Regions from separate parts of the Homo sapiens genome. Here region 1 is linked to region 2. A link is a loop called in an ENCODE intact Hi-C map of the cell type or tissue named here. Cell type or tissue: OCI-LY7. All regions are shown on one strand.

What was found. A loop is a pair of places that touch in the nucleus more often than their neighbours do. Peaks named below come from ENCODE experiments on the same cell type or tissue, not always from the same donor. Only the 100,000 strongest peaks of a DNase experiment are listed, where the experiment ranks them.
Region 1: it touches region 2 in a loop (4-fold over the local background); 4 of 110 quality-filtered maps call a loop at or near these places.

Annotation. Positions count from the first base shown.
Region 1 is chr1:76,494,691-76,499,690 of GRCh38, reverse strand. The region is part of intron 3 of ST6GALNAC3 (ST6 N-acetylgalactosaminide alpha-2,6-sialyltransferase 3); the gene reads right to left. Among named protein-coding and RNA genes, the nearest start is that of LINC02567, 280 kb to the left of the region's middle. In OCI-LY7, no CTCF peak of the experiment used is centred here; no DNase peak of the experiment used is centred here.
Region 2 is chr1:76,152,306-76,157,305 of GRCh38, reverse strand. All of the region lies in intron 1 of ST6GALNAC3 (ST6 N-acetylgalactosaminide alpha-2,6-sialyltransferase 3), which reads right to left. Among named protein-coding and RNA genes, the nearest start is that of ST6GALNAC3, 80 kb to the right of the region's middle. RefSeq lists a silencer at 2,916-3,025. In OCI-LY7, CTCF peaks have their summits at 2,409, 2,808 and 3,012 (motif pointing left); DNase peaks (open chromatin) are centred at 2,445, 2,705 and 2,965; H3K4me3 peaks cover 597 bases; H3K27ac peaks cover 475 bases.

The sequences.
Region 1 (5,000 bases), 340 kb before region 2:
ATAGCACATTTGAATTATAAGTAGTAGTCAAAATCAGCAAGGGAAATGTTTTATTACTGAGTACATTTTCACTGTGAAGGTCCTAAGGACCCCTCCCCTCCACTAAAGCCCAAGGTCCAAAGAACAAAACAGGCTCCTACCAAAGGAGAACTGAGTAGAACCGAGAACGTGGAAGCTGCAAACCTGGGAAAGACCTGAAAGATAAAAAGACCAGCTGTGGAGGAAGCTAAGAGAGGGGATTAATAAGGTGATTAGAGAGGAAGCCTTCTGATTTGCATGATTTGGACTCTGTGTGGTTTGATAAGTGCTTTATCCTGTAACTCCAGGAATACTTTATTTCTGCTAATGGAACTCAATGTTCACACCCTACCAGATATTGCAGACATTACTAATAGGTTACAATAAATACTGCCAATTCCCTTCCGGAAAAGCTGTCTCAAATTATACTCCCACCAACAGTTTTTCCCCATATTCTTACCAACATTACATCAAGATTTTTAATTATGCCAGTTAGTGAAAAATGATAAGTCAGTGGCATTTCTTTAACTATATAAGTTTAAGCATCTTTTCATGGTCATTGACTAATTGCATGTTTCCTTCTTTGCCTATTTTGTATTTGGTTGTTTATACATTTTATTGCTATTCAAGGAGATTGTTATATATTAAGAAAATTAACCCTGTTGTCTAGTGGGGTAAATTACTCCCCTATTTGTTATTTATCTTATATTGTTTAATTAATATTTATGGCTGTGCAGGAGACTTACATTCTTATATAATCAAATTTATCTTTCTTTTTTATTTTTGTATGTGAAGTATTGCAATAATTTAAGGCCAACTCAGAACACAGAAAAGCAGAGTCTCTTCCCAGACACTTTCCAGCCAAGTGACCTTGGACAAGTCATTTAAAATTAAATAAATTTTTTCCTTTACAAAGAGGAAATTTCTTCTCCGTTTTTTTTTTTTCTGCTTTGTTGCGAATCAAAGGAGGCAAGATTTACCAAAAGCTTTTAACTCCTCAAAGTCTACATAAATGATAAAGTAGTTTATGTCCGAAAATGGTGGTTAAAGGTAAAATATTTTTAGAAGATGAATACCTCTAAAATAAACTCTCGAATTAGGTGAAAAATAGCGCAGCTTTGCAGGATCAACTAAATCAGCTTCAAGCAAGTTTAGAGGTTTCCTAAAAAACTCTTTCTCCTGTTAATCAAAATTCTCTTTAAACCATCCCAGTCACCATAAGCCATCAGGTCACCTGAATGACCCTCACATTTGGAAAGCTCCCCATTTGTCTCATCAGTAGTAGAGATTGGTGTTTAGAAAAATTACCTATGTACTCACTCCTCTTTTCCTAGGGAATCTAATCAATTGAGGATAAAAAGAAAGAGCAAACTGGTGATGAAAATAGAGCATCAGCTGTATTTATGATAAAAGGAATTGGGGAATATGAAAGGATCTCTGACAACCTTCTCTAAACTTAAATCTTGGGACTTTACAACTCTGACTTGGCCACCAGGTGCAAACTGAAACAGAGACCAGGATTCTGCTCAGAGTTCTGCCTGGGCTACCAGAAGCAGCTGTGTGGCCTGTTTACTGAATAAGAGTCACAGGGGCAAGGCCCTTGGAGCAGGACACAGATTGGTGTAAAGGGCATAAGAGAGAGCTCAGCCATAGGGTGACCTAGGTATGTAACAATATCATGGTCCTGTCCCTGATCAATGCAGTCAAAGGGCTTCAGGCTATCTCCCTTTTCAGATGAGGCCCTCCCTTTGAAGAGCGTAAGGGCAAGTGAGACAGGAAGAAAGGCTCATCCTCTTCAATACTGCCCACATAGAGGTGCTGAATGGAACTCCTTGCTTTCTATTGGAAAGATGAGGAAGGAGAGTGAGATATCAGTCTTCAGCCGTTGAGAGTATGGGCTTTGATGCAGATGATAGTGGCTTTAAATTTACAAACATTAACTGGACACATAGCTGCCTCCTCTCCAAAATGGGATATGTATACCTACCTGCTGGGCTAGGCAAAAGAATTAAAGAAACAATATATGTCAGGCTCACTCCTAACCACTCTTTAGCCAAGTAACGGGAGGAGAACACGAACTCAATAGATGTTGGTTTTCTTTCTATGTCCCCCTAAATCTTTTCTAAATACTAGGTTGAGCTTTGCTCCTTCATCTCAGTGAAAGTGAATAGTCACAGATCCACTGTTTAGTTTCACATTCTTGCAGCTAATTTCTTCACATTCTGGAAGCCATTTATTTTATCCCTTTCCACTTGAGCTCAATAACCTAACTCTGGACTTTGCTATGGCTCTTCCAGAGCTCTCTTTTAATTCTCTCTATTTCTCTTAATTTGTGGAGCAGTAGATTGGGAAGGCTCCCCAAGACTAAGAGGGGTAGGTGCAGGTACATCAGGCTTCTCCTGTGGCCCCCCAAAGCTGCCTGCCTACCGTTATGTCTCACTCCTGACCAAGATTCAAGAGTCTTTTTCTCTGAATTCACTTGTTATCAATGATTCTACATTTCCTCCCACTCCAAATCTTGTGGCTACCCCTTCCACAGAGAATTCCAAATTAGGGTTATTAATACTCATGACCAGCTCTCCCGAAGAAAGCAGGCCATCTGGCACCTTTGGCAAGGATCCAAATTGTAACTGTTAAAAACAAATCCTTCTACATAAATGAAAAATAGAAGAATGAATACCAAAATTTTCAACTTTCTTCACCTATTTGAAGAAGCCAGAGGGCAGAATGGCCCCAGCTTTGGACAAAGCTCCCACCCGAAGCCATAGAGCACTCAGCCTTAGAGGGCAGTGACTTCAGGATGCAGACATAGGGAGAGGTCATTTGTTTCTCATTTACCTAACAGATAAGAATATGGAAATAGTCTCAGTCCATTTGTTTGATGGGCCTCCTAAGCCGGTGATAAACAAATCAATACAATTAGTTTTGGCTCATTATCATTAAGGAACCTTCACTGCTGGGACACAATTTAATTATACCTCTTACTCCACAGGAAAGCAAACCTTTTTGAGATGGGTGTCCTCTCTTGGGGTTGTGGCAAAGTGGAAGTGGGTGGGGAGGTTTGGAGGCAGTTTCTGTATGACCCCTTGAAGATGCTGTGCATGTGTGAGGCACAGCATGGGCCTGTCCAGGATGGCTCCAAGTGCTCTTGCTACAAGTTCTTGGGAAGTCATTTGAACAAATCTGCATTCTGTATGGAGCTCCAAACTATAACAGTTCTAACAGATTGAAACAATGAATAAAGATTAAAATGACATTGAATCCATCCCTCGCATCTGACCAGAAGCCAGAATGCCCGGTATGGGTTCAAGTGCTTCCCCCATACCCTTTTGTGATGGTTACATAATTGCCTTCTGCCTTAGCTTCTCCAGCTGAATCACTGGCGTGTGATAACTAACAAGCAGCTACTACTCTGTAAATGAGACCTGGGAACTTAACTTTTTGTACCGCAGTTGGTGCTCAGTGGACTTACAGTTTTGAATAGTGTCTGTCTAAATCTCAGGCAGATTTTTCCATATGGAGGGAGGGACCATTTCACATCTTTCTACTTGATTCCTTCACCTCCAAGTAGGCCTCATCCTTAATCCAGATCTAAAGAGATGGTCTACTAGAATAATTGCAATTTTGATTTGGAAGTGATGTTAGCAAAATCAGTGTGGCTAACATGCTAAGTTTCAAATGAGGAAACCAAAGCCCAGAGTGGTTAATTGGTTTGCCCAGATTGCCCAGCTTGATGAGCAAAACTTGTTACTTAAACTCAAAACTCAATTGGAAGGTTTCCTCCGCTATACCAACCTAACAGAAGATTCCTCAAGTAACAAAACATCTTCGATATTTGATTTACCATTTCGTTCTGTAGTTCTTTCCCACTGGGTTCCAAGATCATCAATGAAAAAGAATTATTTGTCCAAGATCAAGCAGCTTTTAAATTATAGAGGTCAGTAATCAATTAAATATACAATTTTCGAGTTGACTTTATTTTACCTTCCTTCACAAAGTACTGTGAGATACCTATTGATTTAAAAGTTTATCTTTAGGAAGGGGAGTTGGAGGGGAAGAAAAAAAGGTTATATTTAAACACATGAAAGGGGCCTGAATTCTACAACTTGGAGGTAAGTTACCTAGGAGAGTTTCCTGGCCTTCATCAGACAGTGAAGTAAGTTAGAAATAATTTTTTTTAAATTAAACTAGAAAATTTAGGGATTGATTACCATGGTACTTACCATTAGTTACCCTAAGTCATGACACTTTTTGCAACTTTGTTTGAGATGACAAAGGCAGTCATACGTATCTTCCCAACAGAACAAGAAATCCTACCCTTAAATATCTGCCTGATTCATTTGCAACAATATTACGAAGAATATACTGTTTTCTCAGCCACATTTATAATAATAAAATTAACAGTAAAAAAGGATCTGTTAAGTAAGTACCTGGCATACACACAGTATGTACATGTTACGGTTAATTTATGTGTCAACTTGACTGGCTCATGGAGTACCCAGGTATTTGGTCAAACATTATCCTGGGCATGTCTGTGAGGGTGTTTTGGGAGGAGATTAACATTTGAATCAGTAGACTGAGTAAAGCAGATTGCCCTTCCTAATGTGGGGGATGCCTCATCCAATCTGCTGAAGATCTGAATAGAACAAAAAGACTGACCTTCTCATGAGTAAGAGGGAATTTCCTCCTGCCTGACTGCCTTGAGCTGGGACATCATGTTTTTCAGCCTTCAGACTCAAACTGAAACATCTGCTTTTTCAGAGTCTCAAGCCTGCCAGCCTTCAAATGGGAACTATACCATTGGCTCTTTGGGGTTTCCTACTTGCTGACTTCAAATCTTAGAACTTGTCAATTTCCATAATCACATGAGCCAGTTCACAATAAATCTCTTCCTACATATATATGTGTGTGTGTGTGTGTGTGTGTGTGCATACACATGAAATATATTTTCATGCTTCGGCCAAGGGTAATAAGTGGAAGAA
Region 2 (5,000 bases):
ATGATCCACGTGATAATGGCTTAGAGCTGGAGACATGTAACAGCTTAAGAGCTGGAAACGTCAGTGTGAACACATGTTTAGCATAATACAGATACCAATGGTTACATACAGATATATTTGTAGATCAGTAGATAGGCATCTATAGATTGGTTCACATGCACATGTTTTCTTGCTGTCAGCTGAGAGCTTATAAAGCAGCAGCAACCAGAAGCACCAGCACACCTGGAGCCCAGACCCTATTCTAATACCACCCTCCAATAAAAGGAGCCAGGGCTGGCTGGGCGCCGTGGCTTACACCTGTAATCCCAGCACTTTGGGAGGCCAAGGCGGGCAGATCACGAGGTCAGAAGATTGAGACCATCCTGGCTAACACGGTGAAACCCCGTCTGTACTAAAAAGACAAAAAATTAGCCGGGCGTGGTGGCGGGCGCCTGTAGTCCCAGCTACTTGGGAGGCTGAGGCAGGAGAATGGCGTGAACCCGGGAGGCGGAGCTTGCAGTGAGCCAAGATCGCGCCACTGTACTCCAGCCTGGGCGAGAGAGCGAGACTCCGTCTCAAAAAAAAGGCCAGGGCTTTTTGGAGAAATGACTGATTCAAGGACTAGGGCAGAAGATGTACAAGATAATCCTGGAGTATCTTGTAGTGAGTGCCACAAAGAAAGCAAGAAAGAAACACCTCAAAAACAAAAACCCGCAATGATGGGGGTGTGTCAAAGGGACACAGGAGTCACGTGAAACAGCTCCCAGAGGCAAAAAAAAAACCAAACAAAATCTAGTAGTATACTATTTGATTATAACTCAAAGTATGGAATAAATCTCTATGAGTCCATATTGATAGAAATAAACAATTGAATACGTAAATAAATGGGGAAGAAGAGAGAAATTTTCTGTGCAGAGAAATTTCAAAAATGTTTATAGGTACTGTGCTCTCTGAGGGTGGAATATAACTCCCCCTCCTTAAGTGTGGACTACACGTGGTCACTTTCTTGTGATAGTACAGTATAAAAAAAGGAGAGGGGACAGTAACTTTACGAGAAGAAACCTGACAAACACCGTCTCAGCGAGGTGATGACGTTCAACATCTACAACGTTAAATCATGTTAATAATATGTACCCTGAATATGATGTGATAAGAATGGCATTTTCTCTCTGCCTTCTTCCTCTCAAAAACCCATAACCCCAGTCTAATTATTAGAAAACCTTAGACAAATTCCAAAAGAGGAACCTTCTACTAAACTCCTGAGCAGTACTCCTCAAAACTGTCAAGGTCATTAAAAACAAGTTTAAAGTCTGAGAAACCACTACCGCCAGCAGGATCTTAAGAAGACATGACAACTAAGGTAAGGCGGTATCCTGGGTAGGCTCCCGGAGCAGAAAAAGGACACTAGGTCAAAATAAAGGAAATCCGAATAAAGTATTGGCTTCAGTTAATAATAATGTATCAATATTCCTTCACTAATTGTAACAAATGTGTTATGCTAATATGATTAAAACAACAACAACAGGAGAAACTATATGTTAAAAATAGGAGGCCGGGCGCGGTGGCTCACACCTGTAATCCCAGCACTTTGGGAGGCCAAGGCAGGTGGATCACGAGGTCAGGAGATCGAGACCATCCTAGCTAACACGGTGAAACCCTGTCTCTACTAAAAATATTAAAAAAAAAAAAAAATTAGCCAGGCGTAGTGGCGGGCGCCTGTCGTCCCAGCTATTCGGGAGGCTGAGGCAGGAGAATGGCATGAACCCGGGAGGCGGAGCTTGCAGTGAGCCGAGATTGCGCCACCGCACTCCAGCCTGGACGACAGAGACTCCGTCTCAAAAAAATAAAATAAAATAAATAAAAAAAGGAGAAAGTGGGGGAACTCTTGCTATATTCATAGTTTTTCTGCAAATCTAAAGCTGTTTGAAACAAAGTTGATTAAAACAACCAAAAATTACCCATGCCTGGCACATAGTAATTCTCTATAATAATTTGGCTGTAGTGACGGTAGCAGTAGTACTCATGGCTCCAGTGTAGGCGCATGGAGGAGACGGGGGTCGGGGGGCAAGATTTGCTGAGTCCTTTATGTTCTTCCTGTGGGAATTTAGGTTCAAAGGTCCAGGAAATAAACTGTCACTGTGCTGGTCACCACCCAACAACCACTTCTAGACCCTGTACCAAGGGCAGCAAAGCCCGTAGCTTTATAGTGACTTTGTAGGGAGGAGGGCACTCCCCGATTCCCACAAATAAAGAGAAGGTCACCCTCACATACACACATCCTCCAAGGCAAAAAAAATAAAAAATAAAAAGATTGGTGGAAATGCAAATGCAAAGAAAATGCAAAGATTTCAATCAAGAGGTGTTTTGTAATCAGAAGGAACTTCTAATCAAGGGCCAAGAAACTGACCCCACCCAGTGGCTGCCAGATGACCTAAAAACCCGGAAGTCAGAATGGTGGTTTTCGTTAAATGGTAGCGCTCCCTGGTGTATTGAGCTGGTGAAATATGGCTTGTATTTCCCTTGCCTGCATGCAGTCTTAAATCCTCCCTCAATAGAAAATCTCCTGTCAGGCTGATCCACACTAACCACGGGCACTCCTGCTCTCCCCAAAATAAGCAAGATCAGCCCAGGAAGTCAAGTCCTCATCTCCTGTCAGATGTCAACACAAGCATGCTACGGCCACATTGCAACCAGGTTAGGGACAAAGAAGAGCAGCCTGGATGTACAGCATTACCAAGGCGGATGCTTCTGTGAGCGTCAAAAACCCTGGGTTACAATCACGTTTCACTAACGAAACACAAACAAGCAGTGGCTGTGCTTCATTTGCAACAGGCGTTTCCAGACACTAATATTGCCCACACTTGCTTGAGTTGGAGAATGTCTTTACATTCATAACAAACCTTGAAAGTAGAAGCTGAGACACAAAGTAGCAGCTTAAATGCAGTGCTCTTCGGGGACTTCACTAAGAAACAACCTGAGTGTTCCCCAGTACGATTGCTTTAAGAGTGACGAGAGCGCCCTCTCGTGGGGGAGAAAGGGCCCTGCATGCAGGGTGCAAACCTGTGAGGGCCAATGCACCACCGGCTACGGGGTCAGCCTGGGTTGGATTCATGTGGTTGGTGCCTGCTCTGTTTTCTCCTCCTCATGATCTTGGTGGTGTTCCAAGAGAATTGTCCACCCACATAAGCAAGAGAAAATTCCAGGGGTGAAATGACTGGACTATTTTTAAGCCGACTGGGCCAGGTTGGGTTTCATGTCTCTCCTGATCAGTGTTTGCCTGAGTTTGCAGCTCATTCTCATCACGGAAAAAGCCCTCCCGACTACAGACGGCGGGACAGGCAACTCATCACTGTGACGGAACCCAAGCCAACTCTTTAAGCCAGTGGGCAAGGTCTTAGATAAGACACCAAAATGGAGAAAGTTGCCCATTGCTGAGGGGCGCCCGTTTGGACAAACAGCAAAATGGGGCCAGCCAAGAGCATCATTTCAGACAGAGAAAAACGAGAAGGGAAGGGGCTCAGAGGCATTGGCCTGAAACAGAATATGACTAACTGTTCCCTGTCTAGGTCAACTCCTTAGGACATAAAAATAAGCCACTCAAACAAAGCCATGGTTAGTGTTTTAAACAAAATATAGATATGTTTAAAACTTAGCAACACAGGACAAGTTATACCAACAGCAAAACACAGAAAAATCTGAGGTGAGGGAGTAAGGAGTAAGTCCCTTTGCCTGAATTCATGCCATGTTTTATTAAAGTGAACAAGGAATAGCCATGCTTGAAATCCCCTCCCCAAACGGCTTTGTTAGCTGGACACAGCCACTCCATCTCAGGTGTAATTTCGCACGCACAGGCAGGTGAGGTCCTGAGTTGGGGACAGCTCTCTGGCGGTGAGACATCTCCCCAGAGGCTCACAGGTACACTCTAGCCGCCTATGGGTCTATAGGAGCCCTGGGGAAGAAAAGATGGAGTTTCTGGTTTAGATTAGGTTATTCTGGCAACAAAAAGGAAAGGGCAGGGGAGGAGAACATTATCAGTGTCCTTCAAGAACGGGCAACTTCAGAGGGTATGCAAATAGGCAATAGCTATAGGGGAAAAAAAATTCACAATGGCATCCAAAAAATGTAACTTAAATTAAGGATGTTACGTCATTTTCCACCTATCAGAAGGGCAAAATGAAAAAGCATGACATATCCATTACTGAATATCTGAGGAAAGAGACACCAGACACCACTATTAAAAGGAGCAAAAATGGTCTTCCCACTTCTGGAGACCAGTTGTATCCAATATCTTCAAAACGTGCATATCTTAAGGTCCGGTAATTCCCTTCTGGGAACTCTAAAATAAGACTTGCACAACATTTTCCAATAGGAATATCCCTAAAGGTTTATGAATGACCACATTATAGAGCTTATATTTTGGGCTTCAGGAAATAAGAAAATAAGGACAGAATTCAACCACCAAAAGGCATCTAAGAATTAAGGAAAATGTTGGTGGAACCTCTAAACCTTTTCTCCATGTTCCCAGTGGATATGGTCTATGGCTGATCCCATGATGGGAAATCTCTGCCCAACGGTCAAAATGGTGTTTTCAGCTAGTCTCACAAGTTCAGAGTCATACACCAGCACTTCATTTTCTATTTAAATGTTTACGGTTTAAATTGAAACTGTGGGGGCCTTTCATTCTGTCAGGAGGCCATGGTCAACATCCTCAGTGTGTTTTGTCCTTGGCACAGCCTCCTGGGAAGCCTCAGGCTCAGCTCAGATGCTTCACTATGAACATTACCAAAGACTCGTGGGCATTTCAGAATTTAAGAAAGAGCCCACCTTCACCTAGCACAAGACTTTGCAAATAATCCAGACCCTTTCATCAAAGTGGCTCCACAAGTATGTGGTGTGCACAAGGCCGCCTGGGCAGTCTTTACCTCATCACCCACCTGGCAGGACATGTTTAGAAGCTGCTTCTCTGTGATAAGATTTCCTCCGCATCTTAAATAACCTGGACAGCAATAAGCCAGTGTCAA